Linked DNA regions of Mus musculus: region 2 is linked to region 1. The links are chromatin contacts, found by Hi-C or POLR2A ChIA-PET in ENCODE. All regions are on one chromosome and are shown on one strand. The core of a region is the stretch at or near the end of the contact, and the rest is flanking DNA. Distances in the headings are between cores, read along the strand shown. Region 1 overlaps A930007I19Rik (RIKEN cDNA A930007I19 gene). Region 2 holds the start of 1700018L02Rik (RIKEN cDNA 1700018L02 gene).

What was found. A loop is a pair of places that touch in the nucleus more often than their neighbours do. ChIA-PET counts read pairs that join two places held with the same protein, here RNA polymerase II (POLR2A).
Region 2: POLR2A ChIA-PET joins it to region 1 with 17 read pairs in Patski. The contact joins the promoter of 1700018L02Rik here to the enhancer-like site in region 1. A Hi-C loop is called at or near these places in 1 of 37 maps with a recorded cell type or tissue (gastrocnemius). POLR2A ChIA-PET finds 5 or more read pairs at or near these places in 1 of 5 experiments (Patski).

The regions. Positions count from the first base shown.
Region 1 is chr19:29,498,430-29,504,031 of GRCm38, forward strand. A930007I19Rik (RIKEN cDNA A930007I19 gene) reads right to left here. Exons shown (of 4, transcript NR_015567.3): 4 at 5,234-5,602. Among named protein-coding and RNA genes, the nearest start is that of A930007I19Rik, 21 kb to the right of the region's middle. Within about 2 kb of position 2,884, at least 2 of the 3 ENCODE cell types and tissues checked have a DNase peak (open chromatin) inside an H3K27ac peak, as active enhancers do; they include gastrocnemius, where a contact is called at or near this core.
Region 2 is chr19:29,044,409-29,049,817 of GRCm38, forward strand. It overlaps 1700018L02Rik (RIKEN cDNA 1700018L02 gene), which reads left to right and starts at 3,075. Exons shown (of 1, transcript NR_028360.1): 1 at 3,075-4,321. Ak3 (adenylate kinase 3) reads right to left here and starts at 3,553. Exons shown (of 5, transcript NM_021299.2): 1 at 3,271-3,553. The coding sequence starts at 3,421.

The DNA of each region.
Region 1 (5,602 bases), core at 1,634-4,133:
TAAAACTTTAATTAAACACCAAAAACGCTAACATACGGCTTGTGTGTAAGAACGGCAGCAGCCATAAAAAAACAGTCTTAAGTTCTCACCGTGTATCAGGCACGAGTCTACATATGGATTTTTTTTCTCCATAACAATCCTCCTCCTGTTTGTCATATACCACTGTTGTCCTCATTTTTAAATGCATTTTTATTATTTTTACTTCAGGTGATCCTGAAGGCAGGAGGGGGCTGCTAGTGTTCCTGAACTAGAATCAGAGGCAGTTGTGAGTTGATCAGCATGGACACTGGCAGTCGATCTGGACCCCCACCAAGAACAGTGTGCTCCTAACTGTGGAGCCATTGCTCCAGCCCCTTTGTTTCCATTTAATGTTCGAGGCACAGAGAATCACGTGCTCAGAGTCACAGCTAACTAGTAGGCCTGGCACACCATATCCAGATTCCACACACATTTGATTTCTTGTCTGGCAATTGATTTCCCCAGTTGGAAAAATCATATCTCTAGCTACTCTCCTTCAATATATCTGCTTGAGTAATTGAGTGTTAAATTCAATAGTGTTTTTTCAGACAGCTCCCTTTTCCAAAGTCCATGGAGAAGCTGGCTATCAGCCCATGAAGCCTTGTGCACTTCCGACATGAAGGAACCAGATGAGACCAGCTCTTGTGTATTGGCAGGGAGAAGGGGGTCTTTCCATTCACTTAGCATGAAGCATCTTGAGGCTGTGGCCTTCCCTGTCCCCCCAGCCTCCACAGCAGCCAGCCTCTATCGAGGAGGTCTGAGTATCAAGTTCACACGATCAGCCTCAAAGACATGTCATGTGCTCCTGATGCAGGAAGATCTGGCCTCAGCCTTGCTGAAACTCACATGCTTCATGGGTAGGCATTTAAGGAAACAACTGACCATAAATCTTAAGAAAGAACATGCGTGCGGATGCAGATAAACTATCAGTTTCCTTTCCTTTTGCTGAAAGTGTGAGCAATATTATAAAAACGAAAAAAGAAGGCTTCAAGTCATTCTATTGATAATCCTGTCCTGTGGATGAGAAAACACCGAACCTTGGGATAGTATAGCTGTGGCAGAAATCTAAACCCACCCCCCACAAAGCAAGAAAACCACTTTGAAATACCATGCTCATGATGCGCAACTAATCTGTGACTTGAAAAAAAATAGTTTTAGCTCATTTTCTTGGAAGAACAAAGAGGGAGATAGAGAAAGAGAGAAGAAGGATGAGGATGAGAAGAAGAGGAAGAGGAAGAAAAGGAAGAGAAGGGAAAGAAAACAAAACAAACAAACAAAGAAGTTTGTGTGGTAGAAATGGCTCCTAGGATAAGACACATGGCTCAGAGTGAACATTTTCATTTACTTAAAGTTTAATTACTCACCCACTCCATAATTCTAGGGCATCAGGCTCACACAGTAGCTTAAAAACGGAGGCATGTCTGGTCTTTGGCCTCTTCGCTGCTGTGCTGCTATCTGCTTGTCCTTCGATGTCTGATGGGACCCTTTTATCTTGGCAGAATTCTGAGACACTCTCAGGAGAGTCCTTCTTTTGTTCGCAGGCCTACATAAGGAATCTTGCTGCTGTGTTTGGGTCCACAGCACTCAGGGCCAGGCCCCCACAGGCTCTGTTCTCCTCCTGGAGGTCTCAACCTGTGTATGGAACTGTGACAAGTGAGACCAGTTCTCCGACTCTTACAGAATCCATTTCAAATCCGCTGCCCCTACCCTGACTTGCTCTGCACAGAATGCTTGCCTGCTCTTTCTCTTCTCAGGGACAGGCCACCTTTCTCCTCTTCCCCTCCAAAACCCCAGTCTTCCACTCTCTGTCCTTGCTTGCTTTTTCTGTCGCTGCGATAAATCAATCTAATCAATATTACTAAAGCAATTTGGAGAAAAGGCTGAGGCAGAAAGATCACCTGGGTTCATAGGTTCAAGACTAAACTGGACAACAGAGCCAGAACCTTTTTTTTTTTTAAAAGAGGAAAAGAAAGCTGGAGGAGAAGAAGAATGGGGGAGGGAGGAATGGTGGAAATAGACAGTATATGTTGTGGGGTAATATCCTGTAGAATATAGGTCACGGGTGTCAGCCTCCTACTTCTAATGATTGTGACATGGGCTTTGCCAAGAAGAAACCTGAGGCAATTTACTCAATCTGATATATTTCCTCAGACCAATAAAGGTCAGAGGACAAATGGCCTTTATACAATGTTATTCCTTATGACAACACTTATAATAGAAGCCACCTGAAAATAATCTACACTTCTACTGATAAGTAGCTGGTTAAAAGGTAATTGTATTCTTCTTAAGTCGAATACAATTCAGCCATAAATTGGCATAAGGAAGATCTCTGTGAACTGCTGTAGAGAGATCTTTAGGGTATTTTATGTGGAAATAAAATCATGGTGCAGGACTCAAGTATGCCATAGTTTGAGTAAATCGTTGAAAGGAGCATGTCTTTATCTATACGGTTGCATGTTTATAAGTATGGGAACCCAAAAGAGTCGGTTACTTAGAGAGAAGAACTGGGTGGATGTGGAACAGGGAAGTGAGAAAGGAGACAGAACCCCGGAGCATCCCGGCAGGAGATCCATGCCATATTCAAGAGGCATAACCACAGGATTCTTTCCAAGGGTGTGGACAGGGCTAAGAGCAAAAGACAGGGACATAGCGAGCAAGCTTCGGAGGAGAAGCGCTGCGGTCCGAGGTCCTGAGGAACAAGGGAGGCAGGGGAGGGAATTAGCGAACCGGCACTCAAAGAAAGCTTTTGTTGGTGAGAAAGAACAAGAAACCCAGCCACTGTGGCCTCACTCCTCCAGCTGAGAAGATAGTGGGCTAGAGGGTCCCACTCAACCCTCTCCTGACTGTGAATCGCTTATTAGTGCCTCCTAGTGGGCAAATTGCTGATGTCGCCGAACAGAAAGGGTTGTCTCAGCCTCCTTTCCGCTAAGCCCCTGGAGCTGACCCTGCAGCTGCAGCACTGTTCTGGAGGGCATACAGGGAACAGTCGCCATTGCTTTCTCTGTAGCTCTGAGGAGTTTCTCTGAGTTTAACCACACAAATATGAAACATATGAAAAGGAGACAACTTTCGTCCACACACAGTAATAGTAATAACAATAATGATAATCATTAAATATTAACAATTAATAATAACTAATATAATAATAAAATTTAAAACCCTCCAAATGAAGGGTTGGAGAAATAAGTTTCCAAGACCTTTCTCCCAGTCTAACTTGTCTCTGAAGCTCGTTTCACCAAGTCTCAGTCCACGGCGCCACCTAGCGTCCAGGAGGAGCTTCACATGCTAGCCCTACTGCCTCCAAGCCTCCTGGCAGGTAAGCGGTTTTCACTGTCAATCAGACTCAATTGGGAATGATCTTCCATAAAAGGGGGATATATTTTGAAACTTAAAATATTTGGAGTTTTTTTTTCTTTTAGAACAATAGTGGGAAATTATCTACATTCATTTTTAGATTGATTCATTATTATGATTTTTCTGGGAGAATATCTTTCAAACTGCTTCTAAGGTAAATACCGCCTGTGACACCCCCCACCCCTACCCCACTAAAGATTCTGTGAGCGGCTTCTGAGTTTGTCCCTCCCCACTTACGTGTTCTTAATACAGAGCATCTCAATCCTGGCTGCAAAACACTCACGCGGACAAGCTTCTGCCAGAGATGTCGTTCTCACTGATTTGTGGAGGGGCTGTTTAAAGCATTAATGGGCACAGCGACCAGGAGCCCTTGCTTGTGCTACTGAGGGCCCTGAGGTGAGGTACGCACCTGCGACTAGGAGGTGCAACTAGGCCCGTGTAAAGGATGTTCGAGCTCCGTGTTCCTGCTCCTGATTGCACACTTTGCACCCTGCCTCCTCTTCTGCCATCACAGGTCTACCCATATTCCAGGGCCTGACTCAGAGTTATCTCCTCTAAGACTTGCTCCATTCTCATTCCCAACGTTAGAGTCTCTGATAACTTTAACAATGACTTCTATAATTCTTTTTTTATAATAGAAAAAAAAAATTTTTTTTTTGTTTTTACATAGGGGCTCACTATGTAGCCCAAGCTAGCCTGAAAGTCATTCTTGCCTCAGATATCTTGAGTTCTGGGATTACAGAACCATTATCATAATGGTAATAATTACCATATAATATCATATAATATTAATGCTTATAATATATTATCTAGAATATATTATGCCAAGTTTAAACTATTCATTTTAACCTACCAATTTTTAGCAGTTAAAAGTATAATATTTATGTGAGATATAAATTAAACTCTTCAAAATAGGAAGTGTGACCAACATAAGGAAACAGCTTGAAAAATGGGGGGAAATCTTTGCCAGCTATAAATGTAAATCTAGAATACACAAAAACAGCAAAAATTAAACACCTCATAAGACTAATTGCAAATTAGTAAATGGGCTGATGAACTGAACAAGCAGTTCATGGAAAAAGGAAAATAGCCAAAAGATATTTTATTAATATATCGAGCTATATATTACAGAGATATAGAAATAAAAACAATATGGTACTGGCACAAAAACAGACATGTAGACTAATGGGGGGGAAAAAGACCCAAATACAATACAAACGCACATAATAACAGCCATCTCATATTCGGCCAAGATGCCAAAAATGCACACTGGAGAAAAAAAACAGCTCATTCAACAAAAAGTGTGGGAAGAACTGGATGTCCACACGTAGAAGAATGAAATTCGAGCCGTATTTATAAACCTGCACCAAAGGCAGGCTGCAACTCTAAATGGATTGAAGATCTTATTGTGGAGCCTGGAATGCCGAAACTGTTCAAAGAAAACATGGGCAGTGGCACCGCAGGCACAAGAAATGACTTTTGTTTTGTTTCCTTTGTTTTGTTTTGTTTTTCAAAAAACAGGGTTTCTCTGTGTAGCCTTGGCTATCCTGGAACTTCCTCTGTAGACCAGGTGGGCTTCAAACTCATAGAGATCCACCTGCCTCTGCCTCCCAACTGCTGTGTTTAAAGGTGTGTGCCACCATCACCTGGCTAAGAAATGACTTTCTGAATTCAACTCCGTTTGCACAGAATTTAAGGCCAACAATTGACAAACAGAACCTCGTAAAACTAAAGAGCTTCAGTGCATCAAAGGAAATAATCAACCAAGTAAAAAGAAAGACCATGCCCCCAAAAGGATTAGTATTAATGTCTAGAATATACAAAGAACAAAAAACAAAAACAAACAAAAAACCCTGAACATCGAAGAACAAAGAACCCAAGTTTTAAAATGGGCTACGGAGCTGAACAGTACATTCTCAAAACACAAGTGGCCACAAAACATTTGAAAACATGTTCAACATCCTTAGCTATCAGGGAAGTGCAGATTTAAGCTACTTTGAGATTCCATTTTACCCCAGTCCGTGACTATGATTAGGAAAACAAATGACAACAAACGCCGGTGTCGATGTGGAGGACTGGGGACAGTCGTGTGCTGTTGGTGGGCGGGTAAACGGTGCAGTCACTTTAGAACTTGGGCTGAAAGTTCCTCTAAAGACTTTAAGTAGAATGACCACATGACCCTGCAATGTCCCTTTTGGGCACATATCCAAAGGACTTGACATCCTCTCAG
Region 2 (5,409 bases), core at 1,825-4,324, 450 kb before region 1:
GTCTAAAGTCTCGGGGTCAGCTGCTGTCACCAGGGCAACTGGTGTTTCCAGTCATTGTCATCTCCTCTGAGATGACTGGTTTCTCACATAGACTTTTTATCTTAACAAACACCGTTTCACATCTTGCATTTTAAACCCAAGTAGGAAACAGTGACGTGATTACTGCTGGAAGGAATGGATGCTATCACCATGGCCACCGAACACATGCTAAACGGTATGGTCAGGGTTATAAAGAACACTTACGAAATGATGGGTAGTTTCCAGAAATTCCACCCCTGGAATTTACTCAAAGGAAAATAAGCGAAGTTGCTGCCAGCTCTTTGGATTCACAGAACTGTTTATTATAGCAAAGAACAGTTAAGAACATAAATCCCCAGCTAATAGGGATCCAAGGTACGGTGCTTGATTCGCATGCACAGAGCTTGAGATTCCGTTTCTGGCACTGGAAAAAAATGGATTAGTCGATATCGGGCAAAATATAAATGTCTTGTTCAGTCTTGGTGAAATTAAATCTGAGATGATATATAAGCATGCTCACAACTCATGAGGATACAAAGCACTAACAGAAAGGGGAAAGAGAACACCAAAGGGTTAATCCACGATCTCCAGGTGAGGCCAGTCTATGCAGGATGTCAGTTCTCCTGTATTCTTCCCTCTATCCCTCCTCCCTTCTCTCCTTCATTCGTTCGTTACTTTGTTCCTTTCTTCCTTCCTTACGATTTAGTATCAGAAAACATGAAGCACTTTTTCAGAATTTGTTTTCGGGTTTGTTTTGGTTTGCTTACGATTACATCTCATTTGCTTGATTCTGTGGGAAATATCTAATCCATTCACAAATATTTATTGAGGATATATTCTCAATATATAGAGAGAATATAGGCTATATTCTCAATATAAATTTGCAAAAGTCCTACACAGGACCGGCCAGACATCACTTAGTAAAGACTACTCTACCTGATAAACCATTAACATCTGTGGGAACAATCTCACGATGCCTCCCAAGCTTTGTGTTCTGCCCTTACTAAGGGATTGTTGTTATTTCTTTGAAGAACAAGTGACCCCGACATCCCAGGACCTGCAGGATTTCAAGTATCAACTAGCTGAGTGAGCATCCCAAGGGACCTGGCTGGGGCTTCCCTCTGAGATCTGTAACTTTTCCCAGCTGAACAAAGACCTAGCTGCCTGTGTGGACCTTGAACTCTGAACTGCAAAGACTTCTCTCACGAACTTTATTTAGTTCTCCTAGCAGAGCCAGAGCATCCGCAATTCCAACCCTGATGAAACTGAGTCAGGAGGATTACTCCAAATTCAAGACTAGCCAGAGCAACTGTCTGAGACCCTGTTAAAACAAAACAAAACAAAAAACCTACTTCCAATAATGAATCTTCAAAGTTTGTATTAAGAAAGTATTTGTCTTTCTGTGTCATAAAAATGAACTGAGCATTAAAACTGCCGAGTGGGTGGCTGAACAACTTTGTGTGTTCAGCTCCTTGGTCTCTGTAGTCTCTGTCCATGTTTCAGAGATGCAGTCCTGGGCACCCTGAGGCTTAACAGGGGTTAACGTGTAGCAAGAAACATTGTTTCTTCATTTTTCAGAAATGTATTTAAATACCCTTTCATTTACTCTTTTCAAATGTTCTGTGTTTTCCTACCCATGAGCATTCTTTGCCACCCACAGTCAGGCCAGCTCTGAGTCGGTATGCAGGTCACCCCTAAAGACTTCTACTGTACTTTGGATAGCAGCAAAGTCTTCAGGACTTGGGACTGTTTGCAGTAACTCGCATTGCAATCTGTTGCACTAAGAACATTTAGCAAGAGTCAAATAACCTTTCGATAAACTTTAATTAACTGCAGCCTTTATTATTTCTTAAGGTCGACATTAGAAGAAAACGAAAACATGCTTGAGGGGTGCAGAGGATCGAGCCAAAGAAACTGAAAACTGTGGGTTTTCACACACCCCCACCCCCACGCACACACTTGAATATCAGTGTCTTTTAAACAAACAAAAAACACCCTTTCCTAGAAACTAGCTATACACCCGCCAGGAGGGAGTGGAGAGGTAAATAAATCGCGGTAGATTCAGCAGACACAGGGTAAGCAGTGCAGTGCGGAACCGGACAACGTCTCCATATGGGATGGCAGGCTGAATGCAGTGTGCGAAAACACTGATGTGGAGTAAGTAGATGGTAACTTGATACACTGAGGTTGTAAGAAGGAGCTTTACACAAAGACATTTCCAGAAGGAGATAGACTGTTTCTCTCCGAGGTTCTGGGCTGAGGTAGGGACTAAGAGAAAACTTTGCTTTTTACTTTATACATTTCTGTCTTCCCTCCTCTCCCTGGCCTTTACTTTCTTTTTTTTAAAACCTTGAACAGGTATTATTTCTGTGTAAATAAGCTTCAAATGAATTTTCAAAATAGGCACTAGTTTGAAATTGAAGGTCAACACTATTGTGGAGAAACACATCTAGTGCAAGCTTTTAAAAAATAGTTTACAGCTGTTAGTTGGCTGGCGCCTGGAATCCCAGCACTCACTAGGGAGGCTGAGACAGGAGGATGTCAAACTTAAGTTAAAGTTATCCTTGAATACATCGAATGACACTGTCCCAAAAAATAAATTTAAAAATGCTTTTCTTAAAATAGAACTTACCACAAACCCACCCTTTGTAAAGTGTTGGCTAGATTTTTTGTGCTGAGTTAGAAGACTTTGGAAGGAGAAACACAGCAATCGTTTATGTAACTGTTACAAGGACAACTTTAGTGACTAAGAAATGTCTGGGGGCATCAAAATCTAAGCCAACTTTGTGACTGCAATGAAAATAAGTAATACTTGACCTTGCAGAGAGAAAGGTCAGAATTACAAGATCCCACGGAGCTTACCATGGGCGGGAGGGGGGGGTGTAGGGAAAAAAAAAAAAAAGAAGCTAGCCCTGGCAGAGCCAAAGCCTGCCTTCTGCATACAAGGACACGTGGAGAGACAGGCACAGCTCCCCCCGGCTGGACCCCCACCGCAGCTGCCAGCTGTGTCGAATGAGCTTCTAAAAACAAAGCCAAGGGCTTTCCTTCAGTCTTTGAACTTCCTAGTCCTTTCCTTCCCCCTCCCCCATCTACCCGAAGCTGCCCACGGAGGCCAGAGGATTCGGGGCGCAACGGCTCTTTCCCCAGGCGAGGTCGGGGAGCGCTGCACCCGCGTCGCAGGACCCTCGACCCCGGCCCGCAAAGCCCCGCCGGGACGATCGCACGCCGCCAGCCCTCGGTCTCAGCTCCCACCTGTGCCCTGCAGCATGTTCTGGCGGAGCAGGTCCCCGCTGGAGAGGTGCTTCAGCTCGAAGTGTTTGGTGATGCGTGACGACACGGTGCCCTTGCCGGAGCCCGGGGCCCCCATGATCACGGCGCGCAGCAGCCGCCCCGACGCCCCCATGGTGGCTGGCGGTGGTCCGAGCTGCGCAGACGCTGGTCTGTGGCCTGGCCTGCGCGCTCACAGGCTCCGCGGCCCTGGAGGGCTGGCAGCTGCAAGCGGGCGGTGGCCAGGACGCCCGGCTCTCCCGGAAGTGAGCGACGGCCACCGGGGCCGCCCCGCCGGCTGCTGCACCGCCCCTCCGCGCCCCTGCACCCCACTCCCTTGAGCTCCACCCGGCGCCTCTTGGCATCCCCAGACCCTCGTGCCCTGTGCTGCCTGGTCCCAGCCTGCAGGCTGCGCCCGTCTGCATTCTCCCCAGTGGACAACCTCTGAGCACCCCGTTCTACTTCTAGTCTCCCGCTGGCACCTCTGAGTGCCTGGATTTCATTTTTTTCCCCCCTCTGTGTTCACCTTTTTCACCCTTAGTCTTTTCTAAGAGCCAAGTTCTGTCCTGCTCAGACCCAACAGGAAGCAGCATGCCCCCGTGTTGTGTCCCCTCGGCCCCTCTGGTTCACCAGGTGTTCCCCACCTTTTCACACCAATCCTCCCTTGACCTTCTTCCCTCTGCCTTTTCACCCCATTTCCTTCTCCTCCAGGGGTGACCTGGAACCCTCCTCACAGAAGCTTTCATCAAGTGAAGTATGTGTCTCATCTCCCTGAATCCACTTTCAGAACCAAAAGTAGCTGTCACCGTTAACTTCCGCAGAGGTCAAACATACTAGCTCCTTCAGAAATGCATTCATTTCAGGAAGAGCTACCCAGTGCCTACTGTGTGCCACTGTACTTAGAGGCCTCCGAGAATGCTATGCTGAACAAACCCGAGTTTCTACTGCTGTCCGTTTGTTTTCTTGCTTGTTTGTCCAGGGGTGGAAGTAAGGCTTTTTGAAACAGTACTGTGAATAAAAACAATAACAAACCAGCAGGCAGCAGTGATAGACGTCTTTAAACCCCGCACCCAGGTAGAGGCAGGCAGATCTCAGGATTCCTGGCCAGCCTGATCTACAGAGCGAGTTCCAGGACAGCATGGGCTACACAGAGAAACCCTGTCTTGAAAAACCAAACAACAACTAACCAGAAGGTGTGGGAGGGAGCAGTGATGCCCTGGCGTGGGCTCTGAAAACTGAAGTACAGAGAGGGAGAGTGAGGTACGAACGGATGCAGAAGAGAAGCGATTGAGTCTTATTTTATCTGTAAAATGGACGCAGGAGATTGGTGTGGAGTAGAACGGTGTGTGGATTGCCTGTACAAGACCAACTACAAAGTGCTCCGTAAACGTTGCCCACTGTCCGCCTGATACGGTTTCCTTGTGCCGGGCACCGGGAAAACAGAAAAGTGTCTCTAAAGGAAACACCATGTGTGCCCCCTCAAAGGCTGCCAAATGACTGGTTCAGAACTACTTGCTGTTTCCAAGTAATTATTTCGGGGGTGATGGAGAGGGTAGCAAGGTAGGTTTGCTTGCTCAGAGAGAAGACGTGGTCTCCGTGGCAAGGTGAGGCAGACATCCCTGTACTTAAAAAAGCAAATGAGTGGCTCTCCCGTTGTTATTGCTGCACAAGAAGGAGTTAGTAAATAAGTAAATTACACAGTCCGTGCCTGTGTGTGGAATTAGGAGGAGAGCATGAGGGTACCCCGAGGTAAAGGAAGGAAGGGAGGGAGGAAGGCAAGAATGGAAAGGTCTGGGCAAGAGCAGGTTACGCAACACTAGAATCAGAAAACCTGGTGGTGGAGAAAAGCATTTCCAATCTCCGCAGTTGGGAACATTTGTGGTTTCAGCCTTGAAAATTTCGATTATGGGGGTGGGGTGTTCAAACAATTTTGGAGCAGCTAAGAATCCCGCTCCCAACACTACAACAAGCAAACACACAAACCCGAACAGAGAGATCCATTGCTTGTTCTCTTGGAGTTAGCGTTCGTTCTACTGGGGAGAGAAGACAGAAGCAAACATGAGTATGTAAGACTGAGGTGCTTAGAGACTTAGGGTGGGAGGCAGCAGGGTGTGTGGTCACTTT